2 separate regions of the Homo sapiens genome follow, and region 1 is linked to region 2. A link is a contact called in ENCODE Hi-C or POLR2A ChIA-PET data. All regions are on one chromosome and are shown on one strand. Each heading gives the region's core, a stretch centred on a gene start or an enhancer-like site at or near the end of the contact. The rest is flanking DNA. Distances are from core to core; before and after follow the strand shown. Region 1 holds the start of HSD17B1-AS1 (HSD17B1 antisense RNA 1). Region 2 holds the start of EZH1 (enhancer of zeste 1 polycomb repressive complex 2 subunit).

Evidence for each region. A loop is a pair of places that touch in the nucleus more often than their neighbours do. ChIA-PET counts read pairs that join two places held with the same protein, here RNA polymerase II (POLR2A). Pooled maps may share reads with other maps.
Region 1: a pooled map shows a loop between it and region 2 (2.9-fold over the local background). The contact joins the promoter of HSD17B1-AS1 here to the promoter of EZH1 in region 2. A Hi-C loop is called at or near these places in 1 of 168 maps with a recorded cell type or tissue (dorsolateral prefrontal cortex), 1 of 37 single-sample maps with no recorded cell type and 10 of 50 pooled maps. POLR2A ChIA-PET finds 5 or more read pairs at or near these places in 4 of 52 experiments (OCI-LY7, activated CD8-positive, alpha-beta T cell, activated T-cell and 1 more).

Annotation. Positions count from the first base shown.
Region 1 is chr17:42,552,799-42,556,747 of GRCh38, reverse strand. It overlaps HSD17B1-AS1 (HSD17B1 antisense RNA 1), which reads left to right and starts at 1,946. Exons shown (of 1, transcript NR_144402.1): 1 at 1,946-3,949. HSD17B1 (hydroxysteroid 17-beta dehydrogenase 1) reads right to left here and starts at 3,825. Exons shown (of 6, transcript NM_000413.4): 1 at 3,718-3,825; 2 at 3,457-3,624; 3 at 3,130-3,309; 4 at 2,861-2,954; 5 at 2,166-2,343; 6 at 1,534-2,079. The coding sequence starts at 3,814. The coding sequence ends at 1,810. RefSeq lists enhancers at 251-798, 1,614-2,181, a silencer at 1,805-1,964 and a promoter at 3,825-3,901.
Region 2 is chr17:42,742,687-42,746,442 of GRCh38, reverse strand. EZH1 (enhancer of zeste 1 polycomb repressive complex 2 subunit) reads left to right here and starts at 1,403. Exons shown (of 21, transcript NM_001991.5): 1 at 1,403-1,432. RefSeq lists a silencer at 1,246-1,825.

The DNA of each region.
Region 1 (3,949 bases), core at 697-3,196, 190 kb after region 2:
GGGTTGGCGAGAGCGGGACTGAGAGCAGATCCCAGGCCTCAGAAACCCATGCCACCTGGGCCCCCTCCCTGTGGCCTTCCTGGATGCTGTAGGGATAGCAGATCTGTCTGGGTCAGCAGGTCAGGGCGACTGGCAGGAGGGGGTGGCTGGGAGGCCTCTTCCTCCAAGAGCAGGGGCAGCACATCATCCAACAGGCAGAGAAGACCCTCATCCGAGGTAGGGGCAGGTCAGGGTGGAGTGCCTGCCTCCTTCCCCCAGTGCCCCACACAAAGCTCCAAGAGCTCCAACAGGCTCCTGTCTGTTTCCACTTCCCAGGCTTTCTGTGGTCATGTCCCTGCCCACTCCAAAGGGCCATCCCCCTCAGCCTTGCCTCCCTCTCAGACCCAGCTGAATCCCTGCCTCGGTACCGCCCCCTCCTGGGGCACTCCTGCCCCCTTCCTCTGCTGCATCCTCACCTAGCCTCCTATCTGTTCACACCTCCCCTGCACCAGACCTCCACAGAAGTTCAGACAGTGGCTCTACAACCCTACTGGCCCCTATCAATGACTCCTGCCCCCCTGGGACCCTCCACTGGGCTCAGGAAAGACGGGCCATTGTAGCAAAGTAGCCAGTCCTGTAGCCCCAGCTGGACCTCCTGGTGAGGCAGCTTGCCAGATGGTGGGGATCGCTCAGTCCTCTGGGGCAGAACAGGGTGAGTGGGGCTGTCTCCCTTTGATTCACTTAGCCCTCTTTCTTCTTTACACATTTGCAAAATGTGACAGTAGTCATATTACTATTCATTCTAATAACAGTCCTTGCTGGCTATTAAACCTCTATACTAGCACTTTCAGGCATTATCTCCACCATTACTAAAACCGATTAGATAGGTATTATTATACCCATTTTACAGATAAGAAAGACTCAGAGGGCCGGTCGCGGTGGCTCATGCCTGTATGCCCAGCAATCTGAGAGGCCGAGGCGGGCGGATCACCTAAGGTCGAGAGTTTGAGACCAGCCTGACCAACATGGAGAAACCCCGTCTCTACCGAACATACAAAATTAGCCGGTATCCCAGCTACTTGGGAGGCTGAGGCAGGAGAATCACTTGAATCTGGGAAGCGGAGATTGTGGTGAGCCGAGATTGCCCCATTGCACTCCAGCCTAGGCAACAAGAGCGAAACTCTGTCTCAGAAAATAAAAAAAAAAGAAAGAAAGAAAGAAAAGAAAGACTGAGAGAAAGCAAGGAACTTGCCTGAGGTCTCATGGCTAATGGGGTCCAAGTCACAACCTGACTCTACCCCAAGCCAATTCCCACCTAACTCCTCCTGCAGATGCCCCTTGGTTATCCAGAGACTGTGTCTGGCCTTTAATATGGACTTGAGGTGTGATCCTGGGCTGGCTTCTTTCTGGACCTTGGTTTCTGAGTTTTTCGGTTGGTTGGTTCATTTGATTAATTGACAGGGTCTCACTCTGTCACCCAGGCTGGAGTGCAGTGGCCCCATCATGCTCACTGCACCCTCCAACTCCTGGGCTCAAGGAATGGTGCCACTGTGCTGATTTTTAAATTTTCTTTATTTTTGTAGAGATGGGGGTCTCACTGTGTTGCTCTGGCTGGTCTCCAACTCCGGGGCTTGAGCGATCCTCCTGCCTCCGCCTCCCAAAGCGCTGGCATTACAGGCGACAGCCATCGCGCCTAGCTGCGCTGGTAAAACTGGCTAACGCGATCTATCTTAATTAGCCACCCACAGCTGCTACCGCCGCCCCATCCCCAGGGACCACACAGACCCAGGGGACAAAGAAGGGCGCGGGAGACAGCGGCTGAGGAAGCCTTTACTGCGGGGCGGCCGGAGGATCGCCGAGCTCAGGGTCCCCCACCGCACCGCGCCCGGCCTCGTCCTCTGCCCCAGGCCCGGCCCCGCCCCCAGCCTCGGCCCCAGCCTCGGCCTTTGCCGGAACGTCGCCGAACACTTCCCGGTGCATGGCGGTGACGTAGTTGGAGCCGCTGGGGTCGTCCAGGCGCATCCGCAGCAGGGGCAGGAAGCGCTCGGTGGTGAAGTAGCGCAGGGTCGGCTTCGGGGCGCGCAAAGCGGTGAGGAAGACCTGCGGCGGCGGGAGGAGAGCTGTGGCCACCGCTGCGCGCCGGAGGACGCACCGCCCCCACTCCTGGAGTCCAGCCCGGCGCTCACCTCCGCCACCTCCTCAGGGTTCTGCGCCGCCTCGCGAAAGACTTGCTTGCTGTGGGCGAGGTATTGGTAGAAGCGGTGGAAGGTGTGGATGTCCGTGCGGTCCAGCACCTCCTCTGGGCTGCCCAACACCTTCTCCATGAAGGCGGTGTGCACTGGGCCGCACTCGATCAGGCTCAAGCTGCTGGCCGGAGAGCAACGAGTGGGAGGGGGCGGACGCCAGCCAGGCCCCAGTCCCAGCCCCAACCCCAGTCCCAGCCCCAACCACGTCCCGGCCCCCGACCGCGAGCAGCACCGCTGCGCTGGGAAGTGAGGCGGAAAGGGCGCTGGGGATAACCAGAACATTTGAAACGCGGGTTCCTGCCGGAGCAGCCCTCCCAAATCCATCTGAGGCTACAAGGGAGCCCTGGTGTCAGGATTCGAATCTAGCGGGGTCCCTGGCCGCTGTGTGACCTTGGGCCAGTCACCTAACCTCTCTGGGCTGGAGCTTCCCCATAACAATACCAACACTTCAGCAGCTAGGTCAGCAGGTGGCACAATGCGTGCCATGCGCCCAGCCCAAGTGCCTGGCACACAGCTAATGTGAGCCGGGCAGAGAGGGCCAGGGAGATCGCCCCAGAGCGGCTCCCGCAGGACAGGGTGCTCGGCGTCTCTAGGTCAGAGTTAAGAGGGTTCGGGGAACGGGGGTGTTGACTCACTGGACCCCAAAGGGCAGCAGCAGAACCGCCAGACTCTCGCATAAGCCTTCGAGCGCGAACTTGCTGGCGCAATAAACGTCATTGAAAGGCAGCCCTTAGGTGGGGAGACGAGGTTCCTGAGGCGCAGCGGCCAGGGGGTCATCCCCGGGCAGACGGTGCCCCTCCAAGCTGACGGCACCCCACTCCACCCCCCCCGCGGAACCTGCCTTCAAGGCTCAGCTCCGCACACAAAGAATCTGGAGCTGCCGAGGCCACTCCCTACCACTCACCCATCAATCCTCCCACGCTCCCGGTCACCAACACGCGTCCCGAACCGCGCCTCTTCATGTCTGGCAGGAAGGCCTGCAGCATCCGCACAGTCCCTACTACATTCACGTCCAGCACAGAGGCCACGGCGTCCTCCCCCAGCGCCTCCAGCGGCCCCAGCAGGCCCAGGCCTGCGTTACACACTGCGGAGACAAGAGGCCCGACCAGCCCGCCTCAGCATCACCCTCAGCACGGCCTGTCCCCTCGTGCTCCCTGGGCCTGGGAACATGTTGGTTTCAACGCAGGGCGGAGAAGGCTCCTAGGAGCCCATATGCTTCCAGGAGGCTCACCCAGCACGTCCACGCGGCCCTCAGTCACGCGTTCCCGGGCAGCGGCCACGGATTTTGAGTCCCTTACGTCCAGCTGCAACGTCTCCAGGGATCCCGGAGGGCATGCCAGGGCCCGGGCCGCCTCCCACAGCCGGCCCTGTGTTTTCAGGTCCCTCAACGTGGCATACACTGGAGGTTTTGGGAGAGGAGGAAGATCTGACTTCCCTTCTGGCCTCCAAGGGCTCCTCCCTTCTCTCCCTCCCTGTCCCTGCCTATCTATACCTTTGAAGCTCTGGGATGGATCTGAAGCCAGACGTACGGCCAAGTGCAGGCCGATGCCCGAGGAACAGCCGGTGATGAGCACCACGGTGCGGGCCATGGTGAGACTGTGGGGAGAGGCTGGGGCTCTGGGCTTGATATCACCTGCTTCGCCCCGCCCCGCCTGCGGGCCCCCACCCCTTGTTGTGTCTCCCACGCAATCTCAAGGATAAGCCTTCCTGCGGGTCCCTGGCCC
Region 2 (3,756 bases), core at 154-2,653:
GGGAGGCAGAGGTGGGGGGATCACCTGAGTCAGCAGTTCGAGACCAGCCTGGACAACATGGTGAAACCCCATCTCTACTAAAATTACAAAATTTGCCGGGTATAGTAGTGCATGCCTGTAAACCCAGCTACTTGGGAGGCTGAGGCAGGAGAATCGCTTGAACCCAGGAGGCAGAGATTGCAGTGAGCCGAGATTGCACCATTGCACTCCAGCCTAGGCAACAAGAGTGAAACTGTCTCAAAACAAACAAACAAACAACACGCACAAAAAATCAGCTTATGCGTGTTCGTCAAGAATACCACAGAAGTGATTTTGTGCGCTTCTCATTGCATCATGTTCAGAGGGACCTGGTAAGAATACCTCTCAGCTGGGGGCAATGGCTCATGCCTGTAATCCCAACACTTTGGGAAATCAAGGTGGGAGGATGGCTTGAACCCTGGAGTTCAAGACCAGCCTAGGCAACACAGCAAGACCCTGTCTCCTTAAAAAGAAGAGGGAGGCCGGGCGTGGTGGCTCATGCCGGTAATCTCAGCACTTTGGGAGGCCGAGGTAGGCAGATCACTTGAGGTCAGGAGTTTGACAGCAGCCTGGCCAATACGGTGAAACCCCATCTCTACTAAAAATACAAAAATTAGCCGGGCGTGGTGGCACGAACCTGTATTCCTGGCTACTTGGGAGGCTGAGGCGGGAGAATTGCTTGAGCCCGGGAGGGAGAGGTTGCAGTGAGCCGAGATCGCGCCACGGCACTCCAGCCTGTGTAAGTAACAAAGCGAGACTCCGTCCAGCCTCGCCCCCCGGCAAAAAAAGAAGAAGAAAACAATACCTCTTATCACTAGTGATGCTAACTTTGATCACTTAGTTAAGGTGGTGTCTGACAGATTCTTATCTGTAAAGTTGCTATTTTTTTCCCTTTGTAACTAGCAGGTGTCTTGTGGGGATTTATTTCGATACAAGGCTATAATTTTGATTCTAAGTGACTAGAAAACTATGAACAGAAATAGGGAGATCAGACATAAATAAAGGGCTTAGAACCCATAGACCGGTGTCTGGAGAACTGGTAGGGGTGAAGCATCGGTATGAAGGTGATCTGGGTTGGCTTCAAACGCTGAAGTGAGATGTGGCTTGTCACCAGCGCGTGGGGATGGCAAATCCGCTGAATAGGGTCTTCAGGAAGATATTAGTGGCTCTGCGAAGGTTTCCCCAGAGCCCTTCCCCTCCCCTGCCAGCGCCGCTTTGGAAGCCGTCTGGGAGGCTGCACCCGCCAGGACTCCTGAGTGCGGGGTTTTGGCGGCAAATGACAGTAGTGCGTCCGCGCGGCACGGGTAAGTCAATGCGCACGCGCCGACAGGAGGCGCGGGGCGGGGCACGGCGCAGGGGTGGGGCCGCGGCGCGCATGCGTCCTAGCAGCGGGACCCGCGGCTCGGGATGGAGGGTGAGTGAGTAAACAAGCCTGGGCCGGGCGGTGGGGCCGGGCCTCCTCCCCTCGCCGCCCTGGGCCTGAGGGAGGGAGAGGCGGAGGGATCAGGAAATTGGAAGGAATCCGAGGGACACACTGCCTGCCTGGCCGGGGGTAGCAGGCGCCCCTCCTCATTCCGAGGGTGGGGGAATGGGGGCGACGGGGCGAGAGAGACCCAGGCGAGGACAGCGTCTGGGGCTGCGAGGGCTGTGTGCCCGGGAGGAGGAGCGGCGGGGGCGGGCTCGGGGACGGGGAATCCCGTTGGATGGCGGTGTGGGCCGGTGGGCGGGAGCCCCAGCGCCCAAAGGGCGCGGGAGGGCGGTGGCACCTGCGGGGGCCTTTAGCGAGGTGGACTCTGGGGACCTGGAGCTGTGCTTGGGGAGGGCTAGAGACCGGGGCTGATCTTGCGATGGCTTTCGGGGATGTTGAGGAGGGGTAGCAGTAAAAACAAGGCCGGGACTAGGGTGAGGTGAGTAAGGCTCCCAAGGCACAAAGTGTAAAGGAGCACTGACTCAGGGTCGCGCAAGTGCAGTGAGCGCCTCCTCACGTGCGTCCTGGGTGCCTCGGTCGCCTCACCCCAGGCCTGGCCCTGAGCAAGAATCTCCTTCACTCCAGACTTTTGGTCTCACGCCAATGATCGCTCACCCCCACCATTCAACCGAGGATCAAATGATATAAATAAAAGTGCCTTGAAGCACAGACAAGGTGTTGTATTTGGGACATGCCTGTTAGGAAATGTGGGACAAACTTTTATTTCAATAAAAAGTGACTACTGAGGAATTGTTTCTTGAGCAGGGAAGGGAAGGGATACCTGAAGGATGTTAGTGCCCCCCGTGGAATGTGAAGGAATATGGAGGGTGAAATACAGGGTTGTATGTGATGTAGCCCAGGCCGATAGGAACCTGACGCTTGGCAGGGGAGGATGAAAGCAAAGGAGCTCAGGTACACTAACAATTAGGTGGGTGCAAGGATGGCAATGAAAACGCGAGTCTCCTCCACGTTTGCTGCCATACTGCCGCTGAATAAAAAAATTCCCACACCCCATGTTTTTTAAATTTAGGAAACTGATATTGAAGGAGGTTTCCAGCCTGAGAAGGTGCTAACCCTATTAGAGGTTTCTGTGAAAGCTTGTCTATTTTAAGTCTTGGAATCCCCAGATATGCCACTGATAAAAGAGATTACTTACATAGGAGAGAGTGTGTGTTAGGAGATAAGTACTTTAGACTGGGCTCGGTGGCTCATATCTGAAATCCCAGCATTCGGGAGGCCCAGGCAGGAGAATAGCTTGAGCCCAGGAGTTTGGGACCAGCTCAGGCAACAATAGCGAGACCTCATCTCTACAAAAAAAAAATAGCCAGATGTGGTGGCCTTCTCCTATAGTCCCAGCTGCTTGGGAGGCTGAAGCAGGAGTATTGCTTGAGACTGGGAGGTCAAGGTTGCAATGAGCTCTGATCCTGCCACTGCACTCCAGTCTGGGTGACAGCACCTGAGACCCTGTCTCAAGAAAAAAAAAAAAAGCCTGGCACGGTGGCTCATGCCTGTAATCCCAACACTTTGGGAGGCTGAGGTGGACCGTTCACTCGAGCCCAGGAGTTTGAGACCAGCCTGGGCAACATGGGACAACTCCATCTCTACTAAAAATACAAAAATTAATCAGGTGTGGTGGCACACGCCTGTAGTCCCAGCTACTCGGGAGGGCTGAGGCATTAGAATCGCTTGAACCGGGAGGTGGAGGTTGCAGTGAGCCGAGATTGCACCACTGCACATCAACCTGGGCAACAGAGTGAGATTCTGTCAAAAAAAAAAAAAAAAAAAGGAGGCCTGGCACAGTGGCTCAGGCCTGTAATCCCAGCACTTTGGGAGGCCAAGGCAGGCGGATCACTTGAGGTCAAGAGTCCGAGAGCTGCCTGGGCAACATGGCGAAACTCCTTCTCTACAAAAATACAAGAATTAGCTGGGCGTGGTGGTGGGTGCCTGTAATCCCAGCTATTCAGGGGGTTGAGGCACGAGAATCGCTTGAACCTGGGAGGTGGAAGTTGCAGTGAGCCGACATGCACCACTGCATTGCAGCATGGGTGACAGAGCAAGACTCCATCTCAAAAAAGAAAAAAAAAAGGGAGAGAGAAGTACTTAAAAACGCACATACATAATAGGAGAAAGGACTATCTATAAAACTGTAATAATGCTATCATTGTCAAGGTTTATGCTTATTGTTGTGTGTCACAAACATAATGAATCAACTCCAAAGGCAGGGATATATGTTTTATTCATTGATGTACCCCAAACACCTAAAATGGTAA